2 separate regions of the Homo sapiens genome follow, and region 2 is linked to region 1. A link is an interaction called in ENCODE POLR2A ChIA-PET data of the cell type or tissue named here. Cell type or tissue: IMR-90. All regions are shown on one strand. Links, peaks and the distances in the headings refer to the core of each region. The heading gives the core; the rest is flanking DNA. Region 1 has its middle 210 kb from the start of LINC01912. Region 2 has its middle 180 kb from the start of MIR5011.

The links. ChIA-PET counts read pairs that join two places held together with the same protein. Peaks named below come from ENCODE experiments on the same cell type or tissue, not always from the same donor. Only the 100,000 strongest peaks of a DNase experiment are listed, where the experiment ranks them.
Region 2: POLR2A ChIA-PET joins it to region 1 with 8 read pairs; 2 of 35 experiments call an interaction of 5 or more read pairs at or near these places.

Annotation. Positions count from the first base shown.
Region 1 is chr18:68,470,352-68,475,749 of GRCh38, forward strand. No RefSeq gene overlaps it. Among named protein-coding and RNA genes, the nearest start is that of LINC01912, 210 kb to the left of the region's middle. In IMR-90, for the core only: no CTCF peak of the experiment used is centred there; no DNase peak of the experiment used is centred there; H3K27ac peaks cover 934 bases.
Region 2 is chr18:67,260,105-67,265,502 of GRCh38, forward strand. No RefSeq gene overlaps it. Among named protein-coding and RNA genes, the nearest start is that of MIR5011, 180 kb to the left of the region's middle. In IMR-90, for the core only: no CTCF peak of the experiment used is centred there; no DNase peak of the experiment used is centred there.

The sequences.
Region 1 (5,398 bases), core at 135-5,134:
AGAAAATGCAAGGTTTGTAAAGATACTTTGTGCATTAAGTAATTTACTTGGGTTAACAAAAAAAGAAAAGAAAAAAGAAAGAAAAACCAGCCACGATGAGTGTGGGACTTTCTTATTTTAGTCATCGATGCTGGAGGAGATTTTGCGTCTTCAATCAATGCTAAACTAACGTCTCAGTTGGTTGTTGACAAGGCTGCTGACAGCAGAAAAGCCCTGAAGTTGTTCTAATCCTCTCAGGACTATGCCCTAATGAAACACTCTATTTTGGTGATGGCAGACACCATAGAAGAAATAGCTCAGTAAGTAAAAGAGGAAGAATTCAGTCATATGATTTCAGATGGAAAACCTGTAGAAATTACCTGTCCCCAAACCCTAATGCTGCAGTGGGAAACTGTGAGAGACAGGGAGGTTCAGTGCTATAAATAAAGTCACACAGCCATTCAGCAATGGCAGAGCCAAGAACCCTGGGAACGTGCGAATCCCACGTTTGCGATTCCCAGAGTCCTGTTCTTGCAGATGCACCAGGCGGCCTCTCCTCACCATGAGCTGCATGAAGTCTAACACAATTCAATATGACTGAGGATTATTTCCTTCTTGACAAAAGAATACAGCCACGTGATTCCACAAACAAAATTAATATACATAAAAAAGAACCATTTTTTCCACTTTACTCAAGATGAACAGAAATGTCTTCTTTCAAAGGCACTGATATGAGCATTCCCATTCCCATCTGGAATTGGATGGAACACAGAGTGGTGTCAGAGTCTGAGGCAGTGCCTCTTCCCTTCTTGTTTGCCTGTCTTGCCTTCTCTTCAGAATTCTCCTCGGAAAATCAGCAGTGCTCCCTATCAAGCCTCATTTCCTCTTCCCTTACTGCATTAAGTATCTACTTTTGAAACAGCAAAAGCATGCACTTTGTAAAAAGGAGAAAGTAATAAAAGAACAAAATCAAGAATGGTGAGATTTTTCTAATGTTCTTTGAGCCACATCTTTCCTTAGAACTCAAAGAACTGGGCTTCAACTCAACGTTAGCTTCTGTAGCTGCCTCCAGCTCACACAAAGCATTTAAAAGCTTCTGTTCCCACCGTGTTTCCTGGCAGGATGTATTTTTACCTGTTCAAGAGGAACATACTGAAGGATGAACACTTATCTACTCTCCTCTCTAATGTTAATGTATTCTGCCTTAATTTCTGCTTTATAGAGTTGACCTCCCCTACTCCACTCCAGTCTCCAGCTGAAACTGTCTCTGCTGCTCCTCTTCGGGACCAGCAATGGAACCTCCCGCTGTGCCTCATCAGGTCTTCCCATGGTGGGTGGCTTCTAGCAGCCATGATTTCCACTCAGAGACTCCCAACTACTCAAGAATGGAGGTGCTTGTGCAGGTGCTTTCGCTACTCTTGCTTCAGTTTGCTGTACACTCACTTCCCTATCCCCCATCTATACACAGATATTAGTGTTCTAGAATCCCCATGTAAATAAAATTGCAAGAATATTGATGAGCTTTTCATATTTTCCCAAAGAAGTTATGTGAAAATACATATCAGTGAAGACATAGGTTTACAAATGTATGATATTTAATATTTAGCTACTAGATATTCTAATTTTAAAGCTGTCATTTGGGGATATCTATTTTCATTTATGATTTTAGTAGAGGTGCATATGTTCTAGATCTTTAAAATTATAGCCTCAAATCCATGCAAGCAAAATTGATGTTGATTTTGGAAACATGATTTTGATTGCAAAGGCTTGTCAAATAAATCTTCCTAGCTCTGATTGCTTCAATGATTTGGGATCAGATCTCATTTACAATGGTTTAGTGTAGTCTGTTCTGTTTTTTCATTACATTCTCATTTCTCTAGTTCCTTGAAAATGATTATTGAATTAGTACGATTACAACCTATACCATAATGTATTGGAATAATTTAAGTACCATTTATATGCCTATAATACTCATTTACCAATGAATCATACTGAAATTTCTAAGTAAAGCCCTTATTAGTAAGATATTATTCTTTATTATCCCTATTGTTAGTTTTGCAAAAGCTTTACTTAAATTGGGTAAAAGTATCCATACAAACTCACAATAAAGAGTACATTTTATTTCCTTTACAGAACAGTGCTATCTATAAGAAATAGGATATGATCTTATTGTACAAGTAAATTTCAGTGGAATATTTTGAACATAATTAGATCTAATCAAATTAAAATTAGAGAAGTATCTATATATCTTCATTTGTTATGGAAATATAGTTTCTTTGTTGCAATTATTTACATACCATTTAAATTTTAAAATATATATAATTTATTTCTGAAATCAATTTAACATTAGCCTCTCTGAAGCTTATTTCAGGGAGATATTGTTGGCTTTTAAAAAACATTCTGAAGAAATGGGGAGATAGCTATAAACTCCAGGTCTCTATTAATTCAAGGTCTCTTCCAATGGTAGCCATGGATTTTTAAGCTGTTGTTTTCTAAAAACTGAATTTCATGAGTATTTGAAACTGCTGAGACAACCACATGTTTATAAAGAAATACTACTGCTGCATAAATCTCTTGTTGTTTGTTATATGTGGTTTATTGACAGAGCTAAATGTATAAACAAGAAGTGGACTATCATTGGCCCACAACTTTATGTTCATTTTGTTAGCTTAATGTGTTACCTTCTCTTATGGAGTTAATATATAATGATGGGGTTTACACAAATTAGTGTTTAAAATGTGTGTACAGTCACTCAAAAGAATCTTTCATTACAAAAGATAATTGTAGCAGAAAATATTCTTGCTAAGTCATTCAAATCAGCATTCTTGAACTTGCCCTGTTTATGTGCTGTGCTAGCAAACTGCCAGTGTTTTATAAATATTTAACTCCAGAATTTGACCACTAGGCCAGAAATAAGACCTCTAAATCAGAATAAATTGTTTCCAAGTTCATCTTAGTAAACCTAAATATCATGAATGTCTTGTTAGCAGTTATTAATATTTTGCAATCTGGGTGATGAGCCTTTTTAAAAAAATTCACTAATTGCTTCCCCAAAGTTCAAAATTATTTGACAATTAACATGCAGTAGAAATCCTATAAATAATAAAATGGTGTGAATGTCTTAAAAATAAAGCAGAGACGCATTCACTAGACATTGCATGGTGGTATGTTAGCAAGATATTTGGGCTCAATTAAACCATCATTTATAATTTTGTTGTAACTATTAGTGTGTGTTTTTCCTCATTATAGAGCCATAATCATATAGCATTACTTTCAAAGGAAATTCTTCTGTATTTTCTCATAACCCATTTTGGGTTATTGGAAATAAATGAAAACAGAGGCACAGCATACCAAAATCTCTGGAACGCAGCAAAAGTAGTGTTAAAAGTCAAAAAGTTAGAAAGATCTGAAATTAACAATCTAACATACCTTGCAGAACTAGAAAAACAAGAACAAGCTAAGCCTCAAACCAGCAGAAGGCAAGCAATAACTGAAATCAGAGCAGAACTGAATGAAATTGAGACCTAAAAATTCATACAAAGAATCAAGAAAACCAAATGTTTTTTTGAAAGGGTAAACAAGATGAATAGACTGCTATCTAGAAAAAAAAGAGAGAAGATCCAAATTAGCAAAAACAGAAATGACAAAGGTGACATTACAACTGATCCCACACAAATACAAAAGACTCTTAGGGATTTTAATACATACCTCTATGCACACAAATGAAAAATCTAGAGGAAATGGATAAATTACCAGAAACACACAACCTTCTAAGATTGATCAAGGAAGCAGTAGAAACCCTTAACAGATCAATATCAAGTTCTAAAATTAAATTAGTAATAAAAAAACCCATAAACCAAAAAATGCCCCAGACCAGATGGATTCACAGCCAAATTCTAGCAGATGTACAAAAAAGAGCTGGTACCAACTCTCCTGAAACTATTCCAAAAAATTGAGGAGGGACTGCTCCCTAACTCATTCTACAAAGCTAGCATCATCCTGATACCAAAATCTGGAAAAGACACGACAAAAATAGAAAATTACAGGCCAATGACACTTATGAACATAGACACAAAAATCATCCAGGGATGAATATAAATGTATGTTGTATAATTGAATATAAATATATGAATATAAATGTATGTTGTATATATGACATATATTAATATAAATGTATGTATACATATTAATATAAATGTATATACATGTTCATCCCATCCAGGGATGAATATAAATGTGTGTTGTATATTTGAATATAAATATATGAATATAAATATATGTTGTACATATGACATATTAAAATGTATGTATACATGACATATGTCATATATATGAAATATATATGGCATATGACAAATGTATGTATATATGACTATATGAATATAAATGTATGTTGTATATTTATATTCATCCAAGGATGCTCTATGTTGTATATTTATAACATACAACAGAGATTGTTCACATTTGTGTCTCCAGACAACTTCTAGAGTGAATGAATTTTGTTTTATTTATTATAATGAGTGAAAAATTGCAATTTTTTAGAAAACTTGTTCAATGAATTAAGAAGTAATTCAACTATCCAGCTCACTCAGTTGTCTAATCTAAAAGTTTCAGAGACATTCTTCAAATAATCCCCTTGTCCTTCCAGCCACTCACCACTATCACTATCACTACCACTGTTGTCCTGGGTTTCAACCACTTGCTTTATATCATTCAAGACTTTTAAATATGTTATAAAATAAGTATTACTAACTTACATACCAATAAAGAAACCAAAATTCATGACGATTAAGTAACCTGTGCGAATTTAACTATCTGTAAGTGAAATATAAGAATGAAACCATGCTGCATCTGTCTCAAAATGTTTTCCACCATGGCTCACAGCTGGAAGAATTTCTGTTTGAGGTATCTCAGGAAAAGCAATTGCTCATGTATAGGCTTTACAAAAAAAAAAAAAAAAAATTAATTAGCCAGGTGTGGCAGCATGCACCTGTAGTCCTAGTTACTATAGAGGCCGATGAGAGAGAATTGCTTATGCCCAGGAGTTCAAGGCTGCAGTGAGCCGTGATTGTACCACTCCACACCAGTCTGGGTGATAAAGCGAGACTGTATCAGAAAAATAATAATAAAATAAAATATTTTAATGAATAATCTCAAGTAATGGAAGGAGCAGTAGCTACATTATTTAATTAGCAAGAGGGCAACAACACAATTTCTTAAAGCTGGAACAAATTATACTATAGAAAGATATGTATTTCACAGAGTTATGGAAAACTATTTGTAGGAGAAAAAACTGGGATCAAAAAGAGATTAAATCAGTGGAATGACAAATGTGGAATGATGAAGATTCTTTTGTGAAGACCGTTTATACTTGATAGGCATCTTAGGTAGGCAACTTCACAGGTCACAGAGGGTCCAA
Region 2 (5,398 bases), core at 78-5,077, 1.2 Mb before region 1:
GTAGCTGGATATAAGGAGAAAAATAACTTGAAAGGCCAGTATATTATATATGTCATGCACGTGGCCTTTGAGAGGTTTTATGCTATGGGCAGAATGATAGTGTAGAGGGGGAATGGATACCAAAATAATAGTGAAACGGATTACTCAATTTGTTTCAGTTGTATCTTGTTATTCTTAGATGTGTCTCATGTTTAATAAAGAATTTCATGATAGAAATATCTTTAAGATAAAACTCACTTTTAAAAATGTAATTAAAAAGAGTATACATATTAACAGTGTGGAGACTTCTCATACCTAACAAAGAGTAATTGTAGAGAAGTGAGAAAATGACAGCAAGACAAAAAGTAAGTTTGGCATTCCTGGATCTTCCTGGAATGATCTTAAAACATCAATATAGGGAGAGGCGCGGTGGCTCACGCCTGTAATCCAGGCACTTTGGGAGGTCGAAGCGGGTGGATCATGAGGTTAGGAGATCGAGACCATCCTGGCTAACGCGGTGAAACCCCATCTCTACTAAAAATACAAAAAATGAGCCGGGCGTGGTGGCGGGCGCCTGTAGTCCCAGCTACTCGGGAGGCTGAGGCAGGAGAATGGCGTGAACCCGGGAGGCGGAGCTTGCAGCGAGCCGAGATCGCGCCACTGCACTCCAGCCTGGGCGACAGAGCGAGACTCCGTCTCAAACAAAACAAAACAAAACAACAGAAACAAAACAAAACAAACAAAAATCAGTATAGTATGAGCATATCCACTCCCATTCTAGATTCATAGGTAAACAGGGTACATTCAGTTTCCATTTCTTCCATAACAAATTACCACCAACATGGAGTTTGAAAATCTCAAACGTTTATTATTCTGAGTCAAAGTTTTCTGACTCAGAATTCTGGGTACAGCGTAGAACAACAGGGTCGTCTGTGGTGATTCTCACATTCCTGAAACCAAGGTTTTGCCAGGGCTGTGCTGCTGGAGGCTTTGGGGATGAACATGAAACGATGCTGATTCAGGATGCTGACCAAATTTGTGTCTCTGTGGTTGTAGAACTGAGGTCCTCATAGACCTGAGGTCTCCACTTTTATGCTGGTTGTCAGGGGATCAGCCTTTGCTCCTCGAAACTGCCCACATTTCTTCTTATGCTTTCCATGTGGCTCCCTCTAGAAACAGTAGGTGACATAAAATTCATGCTTCAAACCTCTTGGTTTCTTCCCTTTCTACTGTATCTCTCTAACTCCAGCTGGAAAAACGGTTTTGTTTTGTTTTGTTTGCTTTTAAGAGCTCATGTGGTTAGATTGGGCCCACTGAGATAATGTAAGGTAATCTCTATTTTAAGGCCCCTAACATTAAATCTAAATGCAAAGTCCCTCTTTTCCCCAGGTACTGTGATGTCCTCACAAGTTCTGACTATTAAGATGTGACACTTTGGAGAGGTCAGTATTCTGACCAGCACATAAATACCTGATGAGCAACTCTTGATTACAGAGACTACAGTGAAAGTACTATTTTCAAGTGATGAAGGGGTATAAATAGATTTTTAACCATCACGGTAGTTTTTCATAATTTGTGGAATAAGGGTTTGCATGGGAAGAGGAGAAAATGATTTGGGGGTTGGCGAACAGAAATTCAGAATCACATGGGTAGAAGAAACCTGGATAGACTATGTGGGTGGAGCTAGATAACTTTCTACACTCCATTGAATTAAATGTTTCACAATATTTCTCAAAATGTAAAAAGCATTACCAATATCACAAAGTAATTAATAAGATTTAAGGGCTCAGGGAAAAAAAAGATAAAAGGAACTTGATATGCTGAAGATAGAGCAAGGCTAGCATTAGGAAAAGAGAGAAGTTATTTTGTAGTTCCGGGGTTGTCTTATTCAAGCTTGTGTTCCAGCTTAAAAAGCACTTGATTCAGCAGGTTAAACCATTTTTTGGTGCCGCTAATCTGATTTGCTCCTGTGATTTCATTGTTTTTTACAAGTTGCAGCATGCTTCACTTTGCATTTTCACTTTCATAAGATGACTGCTCTGTAACTTTCATTCTCTTTGCCTTCATTACTTGGTATACTTGCTTGAATAGGAAAGATTTCTCCCTTATGTGTAGGCATATACTATTGAATTATTTGACTCATGTTAGAGTGCTGTTCTTATTTATGATAAGTCCCTCAACATAATGTCCTATCTAGAAGCTGTGAATATGTCACCTAAGGGTGATGGAGATCTCCAAATAGTCACTTTCCAGAGCTGTAACTGGCACTTGTTTTAAATTGGTATGATTATGTCTAAGCCATGCAATTTGAAAGAATGGTACGGACACATAGACACTTTCCATTGCTTTTATGCTTTTTTTTCTATCATAGATCCACACATCATTTTTTATGTCTTGAGTGAATATGACAGCTGTGTGATTTCTTTTTCTTTGTGAAGCCAATTAATCTGTCTACACTTCTGGGCTTTTAATTTTTTTTTTTTTTTTTTTTTTTTTGCATATGCCTTTTCTTTCTTTTCTTTTTCTTTTCCTGATCAAGTTGTTTACATTCTCAGAATGTTTGTCTTAGATCTTCATACTTGTCTGATTTTCTAATTACTTAGCCTTTTATCCCAGCTTCCTGTTTAGGGTTTACTAATAATCAGCTCTCTAGACTCAGTCTGTGATTTAGCCTGTTCTCGTCACACATGCACTGAAATTATTTGAGGCACATTCAACAGCACACTTAAAAGAAGCAGACAAAATAATCCCGAAAAAGTCTCAACATTGATTTTGTACTCTGTAAAGGTTTACAAGAGCTTAATGTGAATGTTTGGAAACCTAAGGACATCAGACGACTAATTGTTTCAAGCGATACTTATAAGGAACAGATAAAAACAGACACAAAGAAGGGGATCAGAAGTCATTTGTAAGGATATATGAAATCGACTGATGTGCCATACTGATGTAGATTTCATAGCAACTTGTCTGCAAGACCTCATACTTCATCTCCATGATGAAATTCAGTTACAAAAACTGTTAAAGTGAGACAACTTATATAAGCTTACGGGTAGTGGGCTCAGTAAAGGTAAATGTTGGTGCACTTACCTTTGCCTTACTAATTGGAAAAATCAATTAAATAAAACAACACGTATTCATTTAGTAAAAATTTATTGAGTGTATTTGCTACAAAATACATTTAGGTCAATTTTCAAGGTTGCAGGTAGTATGATTGAAGTTTAACCATGAGAAAAATATACAGTTTACATAGATCAGAATATCAAGGTACTTTTTAAAGATATCATTTTAAGAATAAGAAGTTATTGTATATACAAGGAATATTCCTTGCATGGAATATACGAGGAATATTCCATGCATGGAATATACGAGGAATATTCCTTGCATGGAATATACGAGGAATATTCCTTGCATGGAATATACGAGGAATATTCCTTGCATGGAATATACGAGGAATATTCCTTGCATGGAATATACGAGGAATATTCCATGCATGGAATATACGAGGAATATTCCATGCATGGAATATACGAGGTATATTCCTTGTATGGTATATACGAGGAATAAATATATTTTATAGGAAGTAAAGTATGGAAGGAAAACTATGCTTTACTTCCTATAAAATTTTTGTGAACTATACTATCAAAAAAGTTGTCTAACATGCAGCACCTAAAATAAAACAAAATCATAGTAAAATAGATTACTCAATTAATTTCAGTTGTATCTTATTATTCTTAGATATATCTCATATTTAATATAGAATTTCATAATGACAATGTCTTTAAGATGATATTAATTTTAAAAAATTGATAGATAATTTGACCCAGCAATCCCACTTCTGAATATCTACTCACAGGAAAATAAATCATTATATAATAAAGACACATATGACCTATACTCATATGCTTGTAGTGGCACTATTCACAATAGTGAAGTCATGGATTCATGTCCATCAATGGATAACTGGATAAATCAAATGTGAAATATATACATCATGGAATACTCCGCAGCCACACAAAAGAAGGATATCATGTCCTTTGCTGCAACCTGGATGGAGCTGAAGGCCAATATTCTAAGTGAATTAACTCAGAAACAGAAAATCAAATACCGCATGTTCTCACCTATAAGTGGTAGTTAAACAATAGGTACAAATGGACATACAGATGAAGGTAATGAGGGTTGAAAATTTACCTATTGGGAAAAATATTCACTATTCAGATGATGGGTACAACAGAACCCAAACCTCACCATTATGCGATATATCCGTATAACAACCCTGCACATGTACCCTGAATCTATATATTAGTCTGAATCTATATATTAATAATATTTTAAAGAAATAAAGTAAATATAATTAAAAATAAAAAAGAATATGCATTTCAGAGGATCATTTACTTCTCCGTCATCACACAATGAATTTCTATATAAATTACTGGGCAAACTTAAAACTAAAATGAGCCTCAGAAAACTGTGAAAGTTAAAGAGAATAAGAAAGGCTGGGTAGAGACCTTCAGACCTGGCAGTGGGGAGGTAATCATGCTGTCTCATATCTCCCTCCTTCCTCCCAGTTTCTGTTTGTGCCTATTGGCATTTTTGGGTTGCTGACTTAAATATAAATATCCACAAGTAGCTACTGAACAAAGTGGCTCTAGCATGTGGAGTCCATGACATTAGAGCTCCTGTCTTTTCTATTTATTGCTTCAACTCTCACTCCACCTCCTCAGATGAGAACAGAGCCTGGAGGTGGACAAGATCTCAATTCTTATTACATGGATCCAGAAAATTAGTCGCTATGCGTCAAACCCAAAAATATGGAAAAATAAATCTAACTAAACAGGTTTGGAAATTAAAAGCAACTGGTCTCAAAAATGTGTAATTGGCATAGACATATTTTATTAAGAATTTCATATTTAAAGCATGGTTGGTTATTATATAAAAGTATTAGATTTTATAAAAGTATTATAGAATTTATATCCTTTCTCTCCTCTACTCAAAGCTCTTCCAGGATATCCTTCCGATTGGCAAAGTAAAACCCCAAGCCAAAAGTAACCTATGGCCTATATTTGTATATCTCATGAACTAAAAATGGTTTTTACAGACTAAAAGAAGAAAAAAGAGGAGAAGGAGGAAAAGGAGGATAATTTACAACTTGAATTTACAAATGGAAAGACCATATGTAGCTTCAAGTCCTAAAATGTTTACTAGTCAGCTCTTTACAGAGCTTCTGACCTGCAGCAAGAAAACCCTACAGGTTTGCAGCCCTGCAGCAAGGAAAAAAAATGTTTGTTTAATTGTCACAGGAGAGCTTTCTTGATTCAAGTTAGTGTTTAAGGACTAAACCTCTGGCATCTGGGAATTTGAACTCAATCTACTATTCTAGTGTTAGGGATGATGTGAAGAATTTAAGCCTGTTTCCCTTGTG